2 separate regions of the Mus musculus genome follow, and region 2 is linked to region 1. The links are chromatin loops, found by intact Hi-C in ENCODE. Cell type or tissue: left cerebral cortex. All regions are shown on one strand. Each heading gives the region's core, and the rest is flanking DNA. Links, peaks and the distances in the headings are about the cores only. Region 1 overlaps Lncpint (long non-protein coding RNA, Trp53 induced transcript). Region 2 overlaps Mkln1os (muskelin 1, intracellular mediator containing kelch motifs, opposite strand).

Region 1 (5,378 bases), core at 74-5,073:
GGTTGAAGAGCAGAAGAAAAGACAGAGGACACAGTTCTCACGTCATTCTTGACGCCACGGTTGTTCCAAGGCATTCTGGTCAAGCGTGACCTTGATTTCTTTCCCGTAGCCCTTACCCTTGTTTGATGACAGAGTAAAAGTGAAGTCATGAGATGGGGTGTACAGGTTAGGAGGAGACTGTATGCACACGGAGAAAAGCGAGGATTTATTCTGATTGTGTGGTGAAGAAAGTAAAATTCCATGCATTGAAGAGCTTTGGTTATTTGGCTCATGAAAAAAAATATATAAATAAGTATATGTTAATAATTCTGAAAAGAAGAGTGAAAATACCATCCTGGCATGACATTGAGAAAACAATTTCAGCATAAGAGTGGGAATGAACCCTTCATTTTATAATCTCTAAGCCTCAGTCTTGTGCTAGAACCTTGGAAACTTCTCCAAGTGGATATTTAAGGTAGAAGCAGAAGCAAGTGTTTTTTTACGTAAGTAACTACTAGGGGATATTTTTATTAAGAAGGCCTAGGATATGCCAAACACATTTAAAACGAGCTCGAAGGTGGAAAATCCCGACATCCTTACATGTGAGCCAGTCTGCTGGGGCTGCATGACAGTGCAGCTGCCGTGCACGCGGTAGTGTCTGCAGAAGATGGTACAGAAGTCCACTCTCCATCTTGTGTAGCAGATGGGCCCACTTGATGCTGTGATGTGTGCCTGAGGTTTCAGCCTGCATTTTTTTTTTCCCATGGCTTCTAGAATTCCTGATGTCAGGGCCTGTCATTCACTATGCCCCACAGTGAAAACTAATTTTACTATAAAATAAGTGCAACACAAGGAAATACAAACCTGTCCCTCGAAACAAAATCAAAAGGCATGATTATTCCTATGTGAAATGTGAACTGAGGCGGGGGCAGGCAACCTTTTTCTTAAGGAATTTCTGCCTATTTTTGTGGCCTATTTTAAAATAATTCTGGAGTGAATCTCTCTACAGGGTCTGACTGTGAGCCCCGTGGATCTCACTGTGTAAACCAGACTGGTCTGCCTTTGCCTCTGGAGTGTTGGGATCGAGGGTGTGCATCACCACGCCTGGCGGAATCTGTTTGAGGGGTACAAATAATAACACATAAATAAGTGTGAGCTCCTCAAACTGTCAACCAAGTGTTCCAGCAATTCCTGCTGTTGCCTTAGAAACAAAACCAAACACTACTGAGAGCAACAGAATTGAACCTAGCTAAACAAATGAAAGGAAGCCTTTGATACTTGATGTGTTCAGAGGTCAGTCATGTGTAGGCTGCTTTTTTAGGTTTTCAATATAAATTACTCAGCATAAATAACTTTATATTTGCCTGTGTCTACATATCTAGTGATGCTGTTAGATTGGTAACAGAATCAAGATGCATTTTGCCTATGAGAGCTCATAGAACTAAATGGATTCAGGTGCAGCGTTAAAGAACCTTGGCTTTCAGAGAACTGTTGACAGTAAATGACCAAGGTTCATCGAAGAATTTAAGGAGGCTGGGTGTGTTTCCAATGACCATTCTGGCTGGCAGGAGGCTCACAAGTTCAAGGCTAACCTACATCATGAGACAGTCTCAAAAACAAAATTGAATATGAGGAAATGTTTGGCTTCGGTTCTTTGTGGAGTTGGTTACATTGGACCCGTGGTTCCCAAACCACAGAGGGCTTGTTAGAACACACATGATTGGCTGCCCAGACCATCTGACTAGGAAGGCCTTGGATTGGGTAGGCTCACTAATACACTAATATATACTTGATTCCCAGGATTGCTGGTCCTGATGCTTAGAGGACCACACATGGAATTAGGTAGTTTTTTTTTCTTCTCCTTGAAGATTTTACACACACACACACACACACACACACACACACCCTCACACCCTGATTATATCACAACCATTACTTGAATTCTCCATCATGACATTTTAAAATTGCCATATGGTAGTAATTATTACTCTTTGACAAATTTCCACGTTTTCAGAAAACCTTGGGTCTATTCAAACTCAGATTAGATATTCCTGAGTAGCCCGAGAATTCTTAGTAAAGATACATTAAAATAGCCAGGTCTGGTGGCCCATGTCTTTAAATCCCAGCACTTTGGAGGCACAGGCAGGTGAGTTTGAGACTAGCCTGGTCTACATAGTAGCAAATTCCAGGACAGCCGGGGCTACTTAGATCATGTTTTAAAAAATATTTCTGATTTTAAATGTCAGTATTGTAAGCAGCTGATTAAACTTCCATGTATTAAATACTAACCAGTCACCTTTTTTTCTTTTTTCTTTTTTTAACATGTGTGGGTATTTTTCCTGCATGTTTGTCAGTATACACAGTTCCTGAGGAAGCCAGAAGAGGGTGTCAGAAGCCAGAGTGTGCCTTGCAACTGGAGTTACAGATGATTGTGAGCCACCACGTGGGTGCTGGAAATCGGACCTCCATCCTTTGGAGGAATGGGCAGTGCTCTTAACCACGGAGTCAACTCCTGTCCAGCAAATTGCCTTTTAAGATCGAGTGGCAGTGCAGTGCTGGGGCTCACTGAAAAACAGTGGGTCTAGCACACAGAGTGTATTTCTAGTTGAGGTTATATAGCTTTGGGTCTGTATAAGACAGTGATAGCAATGACACAGAAGTCCTCCGAGAACAGGGGACGCAGGGAAGAGCATGTGCTCAGGAACGAGATGTGGTATGTGCAGGATGCATAGGAAGCCGGAGCGCAGTCATGAACAGGCTGTGGGCACAGCAGCAGTTCTGTGGCTCCTAGCAGCCCGTGGGCAGAAGCGAGGGGTCAGTCAGGGATAACGGTCTTAAAGCAGACATCACAGTGTACTTGGGACTCTATGCTGGTGCTCTCATATGGCTTCTAAGAGGACAGGAGCTCTGGAGACCTTCCAAATGATGACCAGGTGAGTCAGGGTCTGACATAAGCTGAGGTAAGCAGGGAGAGTTCAGTGGAAGGAAGTGGTTTCCATTGGAAGTCGGTACAGCCTCATCGGAGAGAGAAACCAAATGGGATCTACAGGGAGGAAGGACCGGTGGCAGTGATGGGATCCTTCAAGATTTTTAAACACTTTACTTAAAGACTTATTAACCGGACTAATTATAGCAGCACAGGCTTCTCTGTGAGGAAATAATGGCTGTGAGCTTTCGTTTTCTGTGACTGTCACCACGTCCTGTTATTTAGCTCATGTCAGACTTTTTTCATAGTTCTGCTTTGTCAGAGTCAGTGCTTATACTTTTAGATGGCTTTGATAATCACTAACACGTTTAAATCAGATTTCTGGAAGTTAGGCATGTTGCTTCTTCCGGAGTGTGTTTGATGAATTCGTGTGGGCCATAGCGGTCTGCAGCCTCCAGACTGGCTCCACTCTGCACGAGATTTAGGTTTATCTTGAAATAGTATATTTTGTAACTGCTCTTAGGAAATACTGAAACTTAGACTCTTAAGAGCTGATTTCACACACACGTGACTGATTTTAGGCTTTCATAGATAGAGCTGTAGGCATGAATTTGTTTATCATGTTGAAAAGACGTGCTACTGAGATCTACAGTCGCTTTTTCTTGTGTTTGACACTGGGCACGGAGATGCAGTTCTTTATATGAATCTTTAGATTTTATTTTGATTTGAGCCAGGATCCCACACTTTAGCCAGGGAGTCTCTGGAACTCACTTATGTAGCCCAAGCCACCCTTAAGTCCTACAGCAGTCCTCCTTCTGTCTTAGGCTCCTAAGTGTAAGAATTATGAGCACAAACAACAGCTTGCTATACACAGCTAACTCAGAGTCAATTAAGTTTGTGACAGAAGTTTAATTTCTGGGATAAGCGGACGTGAGAATGCTGGGACCTGGAATGTCCGTTGCCATGCCTGTTGTAGGGTTCTTCTCCTGGCCCTTCCTTGAGCGTCCCTTTCCCCCCTTCCTCTAGAGCACTGGTTTTTCAATTTGTGGGTCTGCCCACCTTGGGGATTGTTAAACAGCCCTCTCCCAGGGGTCACCTAAGACCAACGGACAACACAGATACATTCATAGCAGCAGGACTGGCGAGATGGCTCAGCAGTTACGAGCACTGACTGTTTTTCCGAAGGTCCTGAGTTCAAATCCCAGCAACCACATGGTGGATCACAACCATCTGTGATGGGATCTGACGCCCTCTTCCGGAGTGTCTGAAAACAGCAACAGTGTACTTACATATAATAAAATAAATAAATCTTTAAAAAAAAGAAACAGCAGCAAAATTGAACTTTTTAAAGAAGTAACAATAAATAATTTTATGGTTGGTGGGCTCACCACAACATGAGGTCACTAAAGGGTCACAACATTGAAAAGCTAAAACAGTCTTTGTTTTATCTTGTCTTTAATAAAGACCTTTTCTATATGGGAGCATCTGACTCAATTTCTTTCAGTTCCTTTTACTCCAACCTGTGAGAATTGTGTCGAAGCCTCTCTCATTGGGCGGGGTTGGCCAATGCTTCTGTGTGGATCTACATGAGACCGTCTCCACACTTCCTTTTTCCGGCTGATCTTACTTGGAACATTGAGGTGTAACACTGAATGTTTTGTTTTGTTTTCGAGACAGGGTTTCTCTGTGTAGCCCTGGCTGTCCTGGAACTCACTTTGTAGACCAGGCTGGCCTCAAACTCAGAAATCCGCCTGCCTCTGCCTCCCAAGTGCTGGGATTAAAGGCCTGCGCCACCATGCCGGCTCTGAGTGTTCTTTTAACAGTGATGTATAGTTGCTTGGCACTCACAGTTGCTCCTGGTAGCTTCCGGGCCCTGGGAAAAGCTGGCTCCTCTTCTCTGTTCCTTTGTGAGAATTTGGGTGTACAAAGGGTTTCCCTGCCCTCAGGTGCTAAATAGAACTTATCCCTACAGTGGTAGGGTTACAGACCCTCACAGGGGTGTTGCTTATCACAGGCCTGACAGAGGGCAGGGTCTTGATTGCAGGTGAGAGACTCCAGAATCCCTTACACGAGTTTAGTTACTGCTGTGGTTCGAACACTCAATCGTGTTGTGTTGGTCACAGTGTTATTCGTGTTCTGAATTTAGCCCTTTGAATTTTGTAGTTTTCCCACTAATTCATACAGGCTTTGTGACAAAAGAATTGTTATGGCTCTATAATCTTTCCCACTTCTTGCTTGAAAATGCATCTTTTTGGCCCTCTCCCTCCCCCTGGAGTTTGGGTGGGTCCCAAGTCCTGTCAGTTGAAGTTGAATCCTAAAGCCAGGAAAGGTCACCTATCAGGATTTGGAAGATTTCTGCTACGTTGTGGTTCCCAGGAGGATGTGGCTTCTAAAGACAGCCTTTCCTGTGTATTTGAACCACTGAGGGAGTTTCTGGTTTAGCGTTTCTGTTAACGCCTTTTGCACTCACGTA
Region 2 (5,378 bases), core at 115-5,114, 180 kb before region 1:
CTCTGTGTAGCCCTGGCTGTCCTGGAACTCACTCTGTAGACCAGGCTGGCCTCGAACTCAGAAATCCGCCTGCCTCTGCCTCCCGAGTGCTGGGATTAAAGGTGTGCGCCACCATGCCCGGCTGTAACTTGCTGTCTTCTAAGCAAACTCTGATGTAGAAGAAAAATGTCCTTTTACAGTAGTATACAACAGATGGAAGCACCTAAGACATTTATACAACTGAGCTATTTGCAGGTGTGCACCTAGAACCCAAACCCCCGATTTTTCCTAGGCTTTTCCTGAGAAATGTGTGTTATATATGTCTATATTTATGTGACTATTCTTCAAATCCCCTATCATAGGCTTATGCTAAGTACCAAGAAACATGTCTCCTGCTTCCCTCTGAATTTCTTCTTGACAATTTATAATTATGTTTTCCACAAAATTAAAGACGAGACAGAATTAAAGACATAGAGGATGTCAGTTCAAATTTTGGTCAGTGTGATGGTTGGCATTGTCACCCTGGCAGAATCCAGAATCACCTGGGAGGAAAGCTTCCCAGTGCACTGTATGTTATAATGCAGATGAAGGCCACGTTCTGAGACTGTCTGTGGAGAATTATTTCCATTGTGTTGATGGATGTGGGGAGACTGTTCCCTAGGTGGGGGTTCTGAAGTGCATACTCTGAATAAAGCAGGCAGAGTCCTAGCATCCATTGTTCTCTGCTTCCTGACTGTGGGTGCAGTGTGACCTCAAGCTCAGGCCGTCTTAGGTCCCTACGAACTGTGAGCTAGAACAAACCCTTCTCCCCTACGTTGCTTTTGTCAGGGTGTTTTATACCAACAGGAAGAGAATGTGAGGTAGAAAAGTGGTGCCAAGAGTGGGGTCATTGCTGGATAAACCTGACCACATGGCTCCTAGGCCTTTGGAAATGGTGGGATGTGGAAGAGTTTGGCACTTAGGACTAAAAAGAGCCCTGGAAGGCTGGAAACCGGGCCCTTAGAATACAAGAGTGCTGAAAAAACACAGACAGTGGAGGCCCAGCTCATGAGTTATCAGAGAGAACCAAAGACTCTACCAGGAACTGGGCCAGGGACCACTCATGTGATATTTTGGCTAAGAATCTGGCTTCATTTTGACTGTAAACTAAGAACCTGTATGAAGTTGAACTTAAAGTTAATAAATTAACTTGTTTATCAGAGGAAAGTTCAAGTTAGGAGAGCATCCGGGGCAGTAATGAGGAAACAGTGTAACCATTAAGTAAAACGGCAGCCCAGAGGAGGAGCCTCCCGCCCTGCACTGGGATAACGGAGAAAGGGTCCCTGAGAACAAGACCCTCAGAGGCTCCAACTCATGAAGGTCTAACACAACCACCTAAGGAACTATTTCACCAAAGCTGGCCCAGAAGGCATACAGATGTTGCCATGTCTGTGGTACGGGGGGGCTGGACTATATCATGAACTGGCAGCAGAATTTGGCAGCAGCATCTGCATGGTTTGGAACCACTAAAAATGAAAACTTAGAAGCAGTCATGGAGTCCTGATCTGCACTGATACTGCAGAGCCACTGAGGCCAGGTAGCATGTGCGGGAGTCAGGGTCCCTACCAGGAGGCCCGGGAAAGCCAGTGCACATGGCTATATAGGTGACCTGGGGGCACTAGAGATAACTAGGACCATGGGATGTCTGCCAATGAGAGCTGACAGGATGAATGGTGCCAGCCTAAGAGAGAGGCTATGTGTGTTACAGGCAGCAGAGCTGGAGGAGTGGAGCCATCCAGCCCATTTAGAACCCAGATGATTGTATTACAAGCCTCTGATGCAAGACACAATGCTGTAGGATTTGGTGTTTGCCCTACTGGATTTTGGTCTTGCTTTGACCCAGTCACTCCTTTCTGTGCCCCCATTCTTTCCTTTTGGAATAGGAATATTTACTCTTGGCCATTTTATGTTGGAAGTATATAGCTTGCTTATTTTGTAGGAACTCACAGTTAAGAGACTTTGTAGTTGTTATTGGCGGCCTTTTTGGGGGTTGAAGGACCCTTTCACAGGGTTTGCATATCAGATACCCTTCATATCAAATATTTACATAATAATTAATAACAGCAGTGAAATTAGTTATGAAGTAGCAACAAAAATAATTTTCTGGATGGGGGTCCCCACTATATGAGGAACTGTATTAAAGGATGGCTGCATTAGGAAGGCTGAGAACCGTTGGGCTCTAGGGACTGTCAATGTTGGAATGCATGCACTTTGCTTTAGAAGATGATCCTGAGCCTATGAAGACAAGGGATTGGGCACTCTGGAACTAGATTCCTAGATGATTATGAGCCACTATGTGGATTCCGGAAACTGAACTGGGTCCTCTGCAAGAAAAATAACTATTCTTAACCACTGAGCTATCTCACCAGCTGCAGAAGACCCTTTCAACTATAAGGGAGACTATTCCATGGGTAGAAACTCTGAATTAAATAAAATTATAAAGTGAGCTGAGTACTTTAGATGAGCACTCATCTTTCTCTGCTTTCTGACTCTGGGTCTAGTGTGGCCAACTGCCAGCTTCTCTGCCGGGGTAGATTGTACCCTTGAAGTATGAGCTGAGCTAAACCCTTTCTCCTCTGACTTGCTTTTGTTAGTTTTGAGTTTGTTTGTTTTACTAGTTTGCCTTTTTAAAAATCACAGCAGCAGGAAAAGAAACTAAGATACTAAAGAAAATCCCCCCAGGGAGATTGGAAGCATGATCGTGTTCCCATTGACCATGTCTTGAATACTTGGAGCTCCCGTTGCTATCTCAACTCTCAGAATCGCCTGGCAAGTAAACTGAGATGCTTGGACATCGAGGATCAGTAAGCTTGTATGTATTCTCTCCTTTAAAAGCCAGTGTGTATGCATCCTCGCCATTACCATCGGGCTCGGGGTTCAGAGAGCTAAGAGGAGGAGCCTCTGATAGTCCGGAAACTGACAGTTATGAAGCCTGCTTTTTCCAATTTGGGGAGTGGAGTTCTGGACCTTGAGCATACTAGACAAGCCCTTTCTATGGTGGCTGTACTCCCTAGCCCTGAATTCATTTCTTTAAGCAAAATGCTGTCCAAAAAGAACAAAAGAAATGCAAAAAGGACAAGTGTAATATTTTTTGTTGTTGTTGATTAAGTAGGTAGTTTGGGGTTGTTTGTTTCTTAAGGCAAACGTATTTCAGCCTTTGCCCAGCAGGGCCTTAAGCTGAGTCAGGGGTGAACCTAGACATAGGCATCAGGTGTGAAGTTTAGGCCAGGCCTGTCTTCTCCCAGGAGATGGCAGCAGCAGCAGCATCTGTGTCAGCGGTCGGGGAAGTAGGGCAGAATGCATCTGCTTTCCCTTTGGCAATCAAACCTAAAAATTCTTGGTTCCAGAGGCCACTTTATCCCTTCCTTGGTTTGCTGAGCTTGTTTGGAGCCAGGCACTGGGAGTGTAGGAGCTGGCAGAGAGTCCTCTTCATAAGTGCCTAGCTTTTTCTGTAAACATTTTGGTCTAGGCTACGACCTTGAAGCCAAGTGTGAAGGAGCTGAGAATCTCTCTGGCCAAAAGGAAGGAGCTTCAAAAGGAAACAGCCAGTAACTTTACTCTCCCAGTTCCCACAAGCATAAATCTAGAGGGCATCATACAAAGAATACAGATTCTTGACCTGGGCTCCCAGCCACCAGCCTGCTGACCTTGTCCTTGAACCTGTCAGAGCGACAATTCTTATCAGCCCAGTGTGGACTCAGGCAGTCTTCACGCACCTGCTAATGTTTAATTTGGAGAGGGCGGGCATGGACACATGTGCGCATGAGTAAGCCAGAGGTCAGCTCAAGTGTCTTCCACTTTGCCTTTTTGGGACTTGTGCTCTCACCGACCTGGGGCCCACCAAGGAGGTTAGGCTGCCTGGCCAGCAGCAACCCACCCTCCCAGTGCTGGGATTATTACATGTGCACTACCACTCCTGTCTTTTTCACATTCGCTCCTGGAGGTTGAACTCAGGTCCTCCTGCTGGTGCAAATGATGAGCACTTTACCCAGCTGAGCTATGATCCTCAGTCCTAATTTTTAAATTTCGCTTTTATTATTTGGATTAAGTAGGACTGCCCTTCACCTTTGCAGAATTTAAACAAATCTTAGACACAACAAAGCGCCACTTGGTTCCAAGTTAATCCCAGCTGAGCACATATCCTGGTTTGGCAGACACTGCCAGCTGCATAGGAGGTGGGCAGAAGTCCCAGGAAATGTCTGGATACCACACAGCTATGGACGAACTGTCAACTGCTGGAGATTGCTTTGCAAATTGCCACATCCGAATGGAGCGGACAAAACGATATTTCAAAAGAGCAATTAACACTGATTCTTAGTATGTTTGGAACCAAAAGGCCTTGGGGGTGGGGGCGGGAAACTGGCTCAGCAGAAGAGTGTTCCATCCATCTGGGTTGTCATGGCCAAGGTCAAGGAGCTTTGAAGCTACACTCTTCCTGTGCCCTCGATCCCTGCCATAGCCTGGGTTCTGTGAAACTCTAGGCATAACTAGTTTCCCTAATTTCCCCCTTTCATCTAGTTGGCTCTACTTCCCTTGCTTTGTTAAACTTCCATCTATTCACTGAAGTAAGCAATTACCCTTCCTCTCCCATGTACCAGGTACAGAGGATACGCCTGGCTTATGTCTGTTCAGAAGTGGTTGGTATAAAACTATATGTGGTAGTAGTAGTGATGTTGGTGATGGATGTAATCTTGTTTCAAATGTCATATTTCTAATGATGGGTATCAATAGACCAGAGCAGAATCATCTAGATAGCACAATAATCCTATAGTTCCATAGGAATTGGCACCCATGAATCAGTCAAGACAACCCTTCCTTGTTCATACAAAAGGCACCATATTGAAATCTCTTCCAGATTAGGAGCCGTGGCTCCAGAAAGCTAGTATCGGTGTCAGTGGGGAATACATACATGCATACATGTGTGCACATATATGCATACACACATCTATATCTACAGATATCAAAACAGTAAACTGGGGAATGACTGTGATAGGAAAGTTGGTAATAAAAAAATAATTCTGGACAACTTCACATTAGAGAGGAGAACCCAGAGGGCAAGTCAGAGAGTGAGGGGACACAGGGATATCCAGAACGTCCCAGACAGTGGCATGCGCGCATAGACACACACACACACACACACACACACACACACACACACTGGGGGGGTGGGAGAGGGGGAGGGGGAGGGAGAGAGAGGGAAGAGGGAGGGAGGGAGAGGGAGAGGGAGAGGGAGGAAGGGAGCCGGAGGGGGAGGGGGAGGGAGAGGGAGAGGGAGAGGAATCACATTTCCTGGTTCTACCACATTCCAGATCAGTCTGTGTTGAACTGGCATTCAATGTCCATAAGATACTAGATGTCCT

What was found. A loop is a pair of places that touch in the nucleus more often than their neighbours do. Peaks named below come from ENCODE experiments on the same cell type or tissue, not always from the same donor. Only the 100,000 strongest peaks of a DNase experiment are listed, where the experiment ranks them.
Region 2: a loop joins it to region 1, with 2.1 times the contacts of the local background. A loop is called at or near these places in 17 of 42 quality-filtered maps.

What each region holds. Positions count from the first base shown.
Region 1 is chr6:31,207,518-31,212,895 of GRCm38, reverse strand. The region is part of intron 1 of Lncpint (long non-protein coding RNA, Trp53 induced transcript); the gene reads left to right. Among named protein-coding and RNA genes, the nearest start is that of Lncpint, 8.3 kb to the left of the region's middle. In left cerebral cortex, for the core only: CTCF peaks have their summits at 2,345 (motif pointing right) and 4,151 (motif pointing left); a DNase peak (open chromatin) is centred at 628; H3K4me3 peaks cover 375 bases; H3K27ac peaks cover 640 bases.
Region 2 is chr6:31,388,794-31,394,171 of GRCm38, reverse strand. All of the region lies in intron 2 of Mkln1os (muskelin 1, intracellular mediator containing kelch motifs, opposite strand), which reads left to right. Among named protein-coding and RNA genes, the nearest start is that of Mkln1os, 7.3 kb to the left of the region's middle. In left cerebral cortex, for the core only: a CTCF peak has its summit at 3,230 (motif pointing right); DNase peaks (open chromatin) are centred at 3,330 and 4,294; H3K27ac peaks cover 716 bases.